Linked DNA regions of Homo sapiens: region 2 is linked to region 1. The links are chromatin contacts, found by Hi-C or POLR2A ChIA-PET in ENCODE. All regions are on one chromosome and are shown on one strand. The core of a region is the stretch at or near the end of the contact, and the rest is flanking DNA. Distances in the headings are between cores, read along the strand shown.

What was found. Hi-C counts contacts between places; a loop is a spot of excess contacts on that map. ChIA-PET counts read pairs that join two places held with the same protein, here RNA polymerase II (POLR2A). Pooled maps may share reads with other maps.
Region 2: a map of OCI-LY7 shows a loop between it and region 1 (4-fold over the local background). The contact joins the enhancer-like site here to the promoter of TLR8-AS1 in region 1. A Hi-C loop is called at or near these places in 2 of 168 maps with a recorded cell type or tissue (OCI-LY7 and PC-9) and 6 of 50 pooled maps. POLR2A ChIA-PET finds 5 or more read pairs at or near these places in 5 of 52 experiments (H1, HEK293, PC-9 and 2 more).

The regions. Positions count from the first base shown.
Region 1 is chrX:12,940,430-12,946,077 of GRCh38, reverse strand. It overlaps TLR8-AS1 (TLR8 antisense RNA 1), which reads left to right and starts at 2,778. Exons shown (of 5, transcript NR_030727.1): 1 at 2,778-2,900; 2 at 3,744-3,860.
Region 2 is chrX:13,190,967-13,196,614 of GRCh38, reverse strand. No RefSeq gene overlaps it. Among named protein-coding and RNA genes, the nearest start is that of LINC02154, 110 kb to the left of the region's middle. Within about 2 kb of position 2,046, at least 5 of the 41 ENCODE cell types and tissues checked have a DNase peak (open chromatin) inside an H3K27ac peak, as active enhancers do; they include OCI-LY7 and PC-9, where a contact is called at or near this core.

The DNA of each region.
Region 1 (5,648 bases), core at 1,529-4,028:
GCTGAGGCCTGGGAGACACCCCCACCCCCGACCAAGAGAATCCCTGATCTCTCCAAATTTGGTTGAGATCTAAAGTTTATTTTGCTGTATAACTCCTTTTCTGGAGTTTCACTTGCTCCCAAAAAGGAAGGCAAGTTTTCCTGCTTCCATGATGAAGAGTGCAGGTAACTCCTTTCTGGAATTTCAGCTCACTTCCAACAGGGAAGGCGAGTTTGAGTTTTTTCCTGCTTCAAAGATGGTAGAGAGCAGTGTTCAGCCTGAGCCCCATTCCTAGGTAAGTAGCTGAATTGGGCTTTTGTCTTGGCTAAAGTTAAAATTAACAATCAGCTGGTTTTAATTTATCCTTACCATTAGAGCGCTTGGTAATCATATATTAGGTTGGTGCAAAAGTAATTGCGGTTTTGCATTCTTTTTAATGGCAAAAAGCACAATTACTTTTGCACCAACCTATAAATTGTGGCATTGTTTGCTTTGCTTAGCTGTTTTTTGTTGTTCTTTGTTTCTGTTTTGGTTGTTGTTTTGGTCTTTTTTTCATTGGTTTCATGCACATCCGTGTGAAGAGACCACCAAACAGGCTTTGTGTTAGCAACAAGGCTGTTTATTTCACCTGGGTGCAGGCGGGCTGAGTCCGAAAAGAGAGTCAGCCAAGGGAGATAAAGGTGGGGCTGTTTTATAGGATTTGGGTAGATAAAGGAAAATTACAGTCAAAGGGGGCTGTTCTCTGGCGGGCAGGAGTGGGGGTCACAATGTACTCAGTGGGGGAGCTTTTGAGCCAGGATGAGCCAGGAGAAGGAATTTCACAAGACAATGTCATCAGTTAAGGCACGAACAGGTCATTTTCACTTCTTTCGTGGTGGAATGTCATCAGTTAAGGCAGGAACCGGCCATCTGGATGTGTACGTGCAGGTCACAGGGGATATGATGGCTTAGCTTGAGCTCAGAGGCCTGACATTCCTGTCTTCTTATATTAATAAGAAAAATAAAACGAAATAGTGGTAAAGTGTTGGGACGGTGAAAATTTTGGGGGGTGGTGTGGAGAGATAATGGACGATGTTTCTCAGGGCTGCTTCGAGCGGGATTAGGGGCGGCGTGGGAACCTAGAGTGGGAGAGATTAAGCTGAAGGAAGTTTTTGTGGTAAGGGGTGATATTGTGGGGTTGTTAGAAGAAACATTTGTCATTTAGAATTATTGGTGATGGCCTGGATACAGTTTTGTATGAATTGAAAAACTAAACGGAATAAGAGAAGGAGAAAACAGGTATTAAAGGACTAAGAATTGGGAGGACCTAGGACATCTAATTAGAGAGTGCCTAAGGAGGTTCAGCATAGCCTTGCCAGTAAAGATTATTTATTTACTTCAAGAGTTTAGAGTGGCAGTTTGGGGATAGCACCAGGAGATATCAGCTGTGATGTCTTGGAGAAACAGTGTAAACCGGCAGTGTAAACAAGAGCAGGGCATGTATGAGTAGTTGAGAACGGTGAATAGGAGTATGACTAGACAGAAGATAGTAGGGATGACAAGTTTTTTGGGGCACAGTCTAAGTTGGTCTGGTGTCTGGAATGAGACTGGGGCCTAATAAAAAGGAGCGTCTATACAGGAGCTCAAATGGGCTGTACCCTGTAGCATTCTGAGCACAGGTCTGACTTCTGAGAAGGAAAAGTGGTAAAAGTATTGTCCAGTCCTTTTTAAGCTGGTGGCTGAGCTTGGTGAGGTGTGTTTTTAAAAGACCTTTAGTCCGTTCTACTTTTCCTGAAGACGGAGGACCGTAAGGGACATAAAGGTTTCCTTGAATACTAAGAGCCTGAAAAACTGCTTGGCTGATTTGACTAATAAAGGCTGGTCTGTTATCAGACTGTATAGAGGTGGGAAGGCTAAACTGAGGAATTATGTCTGACAGAAGGGAAGAAATGACTGCGGTGGCCTTCTCAGACCCTGTAGGAAAGGCCTGTACCTATCCAGTGAAAGTGTCTACCTAGACTAAGAGGTATTTTAGTTATCTGACTCGGGGCATGTTGAGTAAAGCTAATTTGCCAGTCCTGGGTGGGGGCAAATCCTCGAGCTTAATGTGTAGGGAAGGGAGGGGGCCTGAATAATCCCTGAGGAGTAGTAGAATAGCAGACGGAACACTGAGAAGTTATTTCCTTGATGATAGATTTCCACAATGGAAAGAAAATGAGGAGAGATTCTAAGAGGCAGGCTAGTGGCTTGTACTATAGCATAGCCTGCCTTTGCTGGTGTGTGGCGATTAGGCCTGGTGGAACTGCCATCAATAAATCAAGCGTGATCGGGGGAGGAACAGGAAAGAAGGAAATATGGGGAAATGGGGTGAATGTCAGGTGGATCAGAGAGATACAGTCATGGGGGTCAGGTGTGGTATCAGGAATAATGTGGGAGGCCGGATTGAAGTCTGGGCCAGGAACAATGGTAATTGTGGGACTTAACAAAGAGTGAGTACAGCTGAAGGAGCCGGGGAGCAGAAAGTATATGCATCAGGTATGAGGAAGAAAATAGATTTTGGAAGTTATGAGAAATGTAGAGAGTGAGTTGAGCATAGTTTGATTTTTAGGACCTCTAAAAGTATTAAAGCAGCGGCAGCCGCTGCCCACAGACATGAGGGCTAGGCTAAAACAGTAAGGTCAAGTTGTCTGGACAGAAAGGCTACAGGGTGCGGTCCTGGCTCTTGTGTAAGAATTCTGACCACACTAACCATGCCTAGGAAGGAAAGGAGTTGTTGTTTTGTAAGGGATTGAGGTTTGGGAGATTAATCGGACACGATCAGCAGGGAGAGCACGTGTGTTTTTATGAAAATTATGCCAAGATAGGTAACAGACGAGGATGAAATTTGGGCTTGACTGAAGTAATGGGGGCTGCCTGTGAAGCCTTGCGGCAGTACAGCCCAGGTAATTTCCTGAGCCTAATGGGTGTCAGGGTCAGTCTAAGCGAAAGCGAAGAGAGGCTGGGATGAAGGGTACAAAGGAATAGTAAAGAAAGCACGTTTGAGATCCAGAACAGAATAATGGGTTGTAGAGGGAGGCATTGAGGAGAGTATATAGGTTTGGCACCACGGGGTGGATAGGCAAAACAATTTGGTTGATAAGGCGCAGATTCTGAACTAACCTGTAAGCCTTGTCTGGTTTTAGGACAGGTAAAATGGGGGAATGGTAAGGAGCGTTTATAGGCTTTAAAAGGCCATGCTGTAGCAGGCGAGTGATAACAGGCTTTAGTCCTTTCAAAGCATGCTGTGGGATGGGATATTGGCATTGAGCGGGGTAAGAGTGATGAGGTTTTAATGGGATGGTAAGGGGTGCATGATCGGTCGCTAAGGAGGGAGTAGAGGTGTCTTATACTTGTGGGTTAAGGTGGGGAGATACAAGGGGAGGATGTGAAGGAGGCTTTGAGCTAGGGGAAAAGGTGGCAATGAGGTGTGGCTGTAGCCCAGGAATAGTCAGGGAAGCAGATAATTTAGTTAAAGTGTCTCGGCCTAATAAGGGAACTGGGCAGGTGGGGATAACTAAAAAGGAGTGCTTAAAAGAGTATTGTCTAAGTTGGCACCAGAGTTGGGGAGTTTTAAGAGGTTTAGAAGCCTGGCCGTCAATACCCACAACAGTTATGGAGGCAAGGGAAACAGGCCCTTGAAAATAAGGTAATGTGGAGTGGGTAGCCTCCGTATTGATTAAGAAGGGGACGGACTTACCCTCCACTGTGAGAGTTACCTAAAGCTTGGCATCTGTGATGGTCTACAGGGCTTCTGAGGCAATCAGGCAGCGTCAGTCTTCAGCCGCTAAGCCGAGAAGATCTGGGAAGGAGTCAGTCAGAGAGCCTTGGGCCAGAGTTCCAGGGTCTCTGGGAGTGGCTGCCAGGTGAGTTGAACAGTCCGATTTCCATCCAATTTCCAGTGGGGTCCCGCACAGATGGGACACGGCTTAGGAGGAATCCTGGGTTGCGGGCATTCCTTGGCCTGGTGGCCAGATTTCTGGCACTTGTAGCAAGCTCCTGGGGGAGGCGGTTCTGGAGGAATGCCTGGCTACTGCGGTTTAGTCGTTTGGAAGTTCTTGTGTGCTGGAGATGTGGCTGGGGTTTGTCTCACAGTGGAGGCAAGGAATTGCAACTCAGAAATATGTTGCTACTTGGCTGTCTCTATTATTGTACACCTTGAAGGCGAGGTTAATTAAGTCCTGTTGTGGGGTTTGAGGGCCGGAATTTAATTTTTGGAGTTTTATTTAATGTCAGGAGCGGATTGGGTAATAACATGTATATTGAGAATAAGACGGCCTTTTGACCTTTTAGGGTCTAGGGCTGTAAAGCGTCTCAGGGTTGTTGCCGAACGAGCCATGAACTGGGCTGGGTTTTTCATATTTGATGAAAGAGCCTAAATGCTCACTGATTTGGGAGACATCTGATAAAGAAAAAGGAGCATTAACCTTGACTATGCCTTTAGCTTCAGCCACCTTTTTAAGAGGAAATTGCTGGGCAGGTCGGGGAGGGCCACTCACGGAATGAAACTGTAAACCAGACCGGGTGTGAGGAGGGGAGGTGATAAAAAGATTATAGGGTGGAGGAGCGGAGGCTGAGGAAGAATTGGGACCTAGCTCGGCCTGGCAAGGAGCAGCCTGGGGAGGAGGGGAGAGGTCAGATGGGTCTGTAGAAAAGGAAGATTAGAAAGACTCAGCAACACTTGGGGTTGGGACTGAGGGGACAGGCGGGAGGGAAAGAAGGAAGATTTGGGACAAGTTGCACTGGGCACAGAGACTAGGGAGAGACCAATGTGTAAAACAATGCTTGGAAGTCAGGCACCTCAGACCATTTGCCCATTTTATGACAAGAATTATTTAGATCTTGTAGAATGGAAAAATTGAAAGTGCCATTTTCTGGCTATTTGGAACCACTGTCAAGTTTGTATTGGGGTCAAGCGGCATTGCAGAAGAAAATAAGGCATTTAGGTTTTAGGTCAGGTGTGAGTTGAAGAGGTTTTAAGTTCTTGAGAGCACAGGCTAAGGGAGACGGAGGAATGGAGGGTGGAAGGTTGCCTATAGTGAAGGAGGCAAGCCCAGAGAAAAGAGAGAGTAGAGACATGGAGGGAAGGGGTTCGAGGGTTCTTAACCTCCAGAAAAGCGGGAAAGGGGTCGGGGCACGGAAATAAGGGGTTGAGGTGCAGAGATGAGAGGTCGGGGCACGGAAATAAGGGATTGGGGATTCTTGCCCCCTAGAAAAGCGGGACTTGCCACTAAGGGTGAAGGAGAAGGGGTTGAGGGGTTCTGGCCCCTCCCCCAGAAAAGTGGAGAAGGGGTAGAGACACGGAGAGAAGGGGTTGGGGTACTTGCCCCTCCCACAGAAAAGCGGAACTTGCCGCTAAGCATGAATGACCAAGGCAGGCATCCCTGGGTGGTCTGACACCGCTGAAACGTGGGTGAATAATCAGAGAGGCATCCCTGCAATGATTAAACACCAAGGGAAGGCTGCCTTCCCAGTCCGTGACCGGCACCAGAGTTTTGGGTCCATGGATAAAGCATGTCTCCTTTGTCTCTACCAGAAAATGAAAGGAATTGAAATTAAGAGAAGGGAGAGATTGAAGTGTGGCGCCAAGATTGAAAGGAGAAAGAGGTTGAGGGATAGTGAGGGAGGTTGGAGAAGAGAGTAAAAAGAGGCCG
Region 2 (5,648 bases), core at 797-3,296, 250 kb before region 1:
GAAAATATCAACTTACTACAAAAGAGAATAGTAAAGAAGGAAGACAGGAACAAAAAATACCTGAGACATGTAGAAAGCAAACAAAACAAAATGGCAGACATAAATCCAACTGTTTCAATAATAACTGTAAATGTAAATAGATTAGACAATCCAATCAAAAGGCAGTGATTATCAGATTGGATAAAGAAAACAAGATCTAACTATATGCTGTCCACAGTAGACACACTTAGGATTCAAAATTGTAAGGGCATGTTCATGTCTAAGGATTGGAGTCTATGCTGCGTGTGGATGAGTACATTTGATCTACTGTGTGTTGGGCACTGAGGTACAATGATTTTTTTTTTTGTCTTAACTATAGCTCTTTTGTATGAAAGATCCTAACCCTCTAATACCAAGACAATTTCAGCTCTTTCAGTGAGCATCCTGGAACATTCAAATATTATTCTCTCCTAATAAGTTCAAAGAGGAGAAGGACAAGATGAAAAGATGAGGCTAGAAACTATCAAATTATAATTTTCAAGAAGTTAAAAACATAGTTATACCTACAATAAATGAACATGTTTTGAAGATTTATTTAACTCACAAATGAAGGAGCCAGTAGGATGGTATAGCTGGTCCAAAGGAGAATGCTTAATCCTTAAGCATTTATAGTCTCTGAAAGAAAGAATGCTGAAACAAGATCTCCAAGCTAGAGACAAAAATGCTTAATATCAGATGGGGCAGAAAACCCATAATACTTTTCTAATGGAAAGAAATCATCTACATCTCTATCTGACAAAATCTCCTTCCCATCTCTTTCAGTTTATCAATTTTTTACAAGTTGTCATCTAATTTTATAAAGTCTTGGGTCTAACCAAGTAAATAAGAAATCAAGTTTGCCTACATTAACTGTACCTTAGGTGGGCATGAAGATAATGTTCTAGTATGACATGGAAAGGGCACACTATAATCTTTCTATGATCTAAGTTTTGGAAAGTTTTTCTTAAAAGCAGATTCAATTGTGAAATACTTTTTAATACGACAACAACAATCGCATGGCTAGTATTTACTACTGGCTCCTTTCCAGGCACTCTATTGAGCACTTTACATACTTTACTTCATTTCCTTCTCCTCACTCGAACAGTAAGGGATGGGTGTATAATGATTCCCTCCAATTTTGGATGAGAAAATTAAGGCTCAGGTAAATTAAGTAAGCTCCCCAAGGTAACACATCCAGTAAAAGGTGTAGCCAGGATTTGAACTTGTGGTTTCTTACTCCAAAAACCTTTTTGTATTTCAAAAAGAGATTTTCTAAAATGTCTTTGCATCCACAATAGTGCCTTGAATGTAACATGTATTCAATATGTGTTTCTGGTGACTTAATTGAAATTTCAACCAATACAAGCCAAAAAAAAAATTAACAAATAATTTTTTAAAGTCTTCCCTTTTGAATTTCTGTACAATTTCTCCTTCCCCATAGAAAATTCTTCTCTTTAGCCAGATTCCTTCTCATTCCCTTTAGGTAAAGATGCATAAAATTATACAATGATTGTATCACTCCAAAATACTCTGCAAGTTGGGAGCATGTATGGACATAAATCACTCTTTATCACAAAGTGCTGGCAGTGGAAATGTACTGGCTCTTCTTGTCACGGGGGTTAATTTTGAAATTCCATCATCTCTTTCAGCAAGGTGTCTAAAAGTACTTCATGGACAACAATCATTCACTAGATCACTTGAGGAAGTGAGTGAATATAAACTTAAATTTTTTTTTTTTTACAGATGGCAGACCCAGATAAGCTAAACAAGCCCAGGGTCACAGAGCAAGGACTTGAAAGAATGCAGAAAAGAAAGCCAAAGTTTTTACTTGAAACTTAGAGTTTAACTATTGAACAATCCCTGCCAAAGTTGTTTTCTTCCGTTTTAATAAGTCCTTTCTTAAGGAAAAATAATGACTTAAAGACAGCTGGTTATAAATGGGCAGTGAGAAAACACTTCAGAAAAAAGAATATCTGAAACATGTTTGGCAGTGACAATTTTCTTGATTCAAACAGTGAGTGATATTTGTATTTCCACATGAGTGACCACGTTCAACAAGATGTAATTGCCAAACACCTGGCATGTGTCACATACTCTTAGCTAAAAACAGAGCCATGGGAATCAAGAGCCCATCTGTGATCATGTACTGGAGAAGGACTGAAGTTAATAATCAAAACGAGTCTGTCTAGATGTTCTTTTCCAAAAACTATGCACTTACACTTACAGATCTCTTTCCACTTAAATAGCTTGAGTGTGTGCAGGTGTTCTGCAAGACTTGTGTTGCCATTGTTGTCAAATTCAATCTTATCTTCAGAAGCAGCTTAGTAATGAGCCAAATGAACAATCTGATCATTCCATTTCATGGTGCACATCATGGGAACACCTGGGTTGTGTCCCAATAAACAGACATATGACAAAGGCAGGGCAATGGCGAGCATGGCACTGGCCCAATTTGTCCTTTCTTCAGAAAATTACAGAGCTTGTCTGTATTTGGAAAAGGCCTTGATATACAGGCCTGAGCTAGGGCAAGAGGGGACAAGGAGTGAAGAGGACAAAGAAGTAATGCAACAACATCAGAAGCTTCTCAATCAATCAGAGCAGATGGTTTTGGGGGCCACGCAAACTATTTCACAACTATTCAACTCTGCTGGTGTCAGGAGAAAGCAATCATAGATAACGCATAAACAAATGGGTGTGGCTGTGCCCTAATAAAACTTTATTTACAAGAAGAGATGGCTGGCTAAATTTTGCCTGCAGACTATAATTTGGCTACCACTGAGTTAGAGGAATAGACGTCCAAACATAGCTTCACCTTGAGCTTGAACATTAAAACTGCAGATGTCATGATCTGACCTGGGATTTTTTTTGCCCTCTCAACACATCACAGAAAGTAGGTGTTTTCAAAATCTTTTTTTTCACATGTAAGTAGATTTACACAAACTGAACACATCCATGTAACAAGCAGCCAGATTTCAAAATACAGAAAGAGCAATACCAGCCCCTCAGAAGTCCAACATTATGTCTGTGAGACTCATCCCTGTTGCTGTGTGTAGTTGGAACTCATTCAATGCTATTTCTGTATAGTGCTCCACTGTGTAAATATTCTATTTATTCATTCTATTGCAATGGACATTAGATAGTTTCCAGTTATTTTGCTATTATGAATAGTTCTGCTATAAAAAGTCTAATCCATGTCTTTCAGAAAATATGCAGTCATATGTCACTTAATGATAGGGATATGTTCTGAGAAATGCATTGTTAGGCAATTTCATCGTTGTGAGAACAACACAAAGCAGACTAACACAAACCTAGATGGTACACCCTACTATACACCTAGACCATATGCTAGAACCTGTTGCTCCTAGGCTACAAACCCGTACAGCATGTTCCTGTACTGAACACTGTGGGCAACTGTAACACAATCGTAAGTACTTATGTATCTAAACATATTTAAAGATAGAAAATGTACAGTAAAAATATGGTATCATAATCTTATGAGACCACAGTTGTATATGTGGCCTGTCACTGACCAAAACATCATAATGCAGTGCATGGCTATATGTACAAATATTGTTAGGTCCATATCTAAGAGTGGAGTGGCACTGCTGGGGCAGGTTTAGTAGACTGTTTTCTACACACTGTTTTCAAAAGTAGTTTGCTCAAGTGGTATATACCCCACTGTGGTATGTGAGAGTTCCATTTTCTCCACATCTTTTCTAAGCAGTATTTTTCATCTTTCTCATTACAGACATTCAGGTGGGTGTGCGGTGGCATCTCATTGATGTTTTTATTCATTTCCCTGATAGCTAATGAAGTTGAGCAACTTTCATTGAGATTATTGGCCATTTGGTTATTATTATTATTCTGTAAAGTGTCTCTTCAGGTCTTTTGCCTATTTCCCTATTGTGTTGTTTGTCTTTTTCTTGCTGATTTTAAGATTTCTTTTTCCGAATTCTAGTTGTATTGCTGTGTAACAGGTTGCTTAAAACAATAGTGTAACAATAAACATATATTCTCTCTCACATTTTCTGTAGGTCAGGAATTGGGGAACAGTTTGATTGGGCTGGTTCTGGCTTGTGATCTCAAGCCAGATGTCAGAGATTGTCAGATGTCAGCGGGGCCTATAGTCATCTAAAGACTTGACTGGGGCTGGTGGATCTACTTTCAAGATAATGCACTCACATGGCTTATAAGTTGGTGCTGGCTGGTAGGAGGCCTCAATTCCTTTCCTATGTGATTCTCTTCACAGGGCTGCTTAAGTGTCCTCATGACATAGTGGTTGGCTTCCCTAAGAGTAAGAAATCTAAGAGAGCAAGGCAGTAGGCACAATACCCTTTGTGTGTTAGACTACGAAGTCATATACCCTCATCTCCGCCATATTCCACTGGTCACACAGACCAGCCCTGATTCAATGTGGCACTACACATGAGCACAAATACCATGAGGGGAGAACCCTTGGAAGCCATATTAGTCATGGTTCTCCAGGGGACAGAACAAGTTTTTTATATATATATATATATATATATATATATATATATATATATATATACACACACACACACACACACACATATATGTATATATATGTATATATATTTATATATACATATATATTCATATATATGTGTATATGTATATATATATATACATATATATGTGTATATATATACATATATATGTATATATATATATACATATATATGTATATATATATACATATATATATGTATATATATATATACACATATATATATATGTATATGTATATATAAAGGGGTTGATTGGGGGAATTCGTTCATACGATCACAAAGGTGAAGTTCCACCATAGAGCGTCTGCAAGCTAGAGAACGAGAGAAGCCTAGTAGTGTGGCTCAGTCCAAGTCTGAAAGCCTCAGAGCCAGGGAAGCCAACAGTGTAACCCCCACTCTGAGGCTGAAGGTCAGAGAGGCCCAGGAGGCTCCTGGGGCAAGTCCCAGAGTCCAAAAGGCAAAGAACCTGGAGTCTGATGTCCAAGGGCAAGAAGAAAAAAATGGCATCCTGCTCCAGAAATGAGAGCGAGGGAGCAAGAGCCAGTCGAGTATCCCCCTTCTTCCACCTGCTTTGTCCTAGCCCGGCCCCCCACCCTGCATTGAAGGTGGATCTTCCTCTCAGCCTACTGACTCATGCATCTATCTCTTCTGGAAACACCTTCACAAACATACTCAGGAACAATGCTTCACCAGCCATTTAGGTATCCCTCAATCCAGTCCAGTTGACACCTAATATTAACCATCACGGGGGCAATCTTGGAGGCTGGCTACCACATGAGTCAGTTATATCAAGTCATTTTTGGAAAAGAAAGAAAAAAAGGAAACGGTGAGGAAAAAATCCTTTGGGATGTGCTTTCAATCATGCTAACATGTCTTCCCTTCTCATCTGACTACTTAGCCATTCTTCAAAATTCAATTCAAGTCCCCAGTGCATCAGTTTCCCTGTGGCTCCACGTTTCTGTGCTTAGACATGCAGAGTGACATGAGACATTGCCTGCCAACTGATACAGATTTCAGAATCCCCAGAGGTTGCTGGCCCCCACGATATTCTGTTCTACTAAGTCATGCCTGAAATCCTGCTTTGGTGCTTTTTTAATTAAG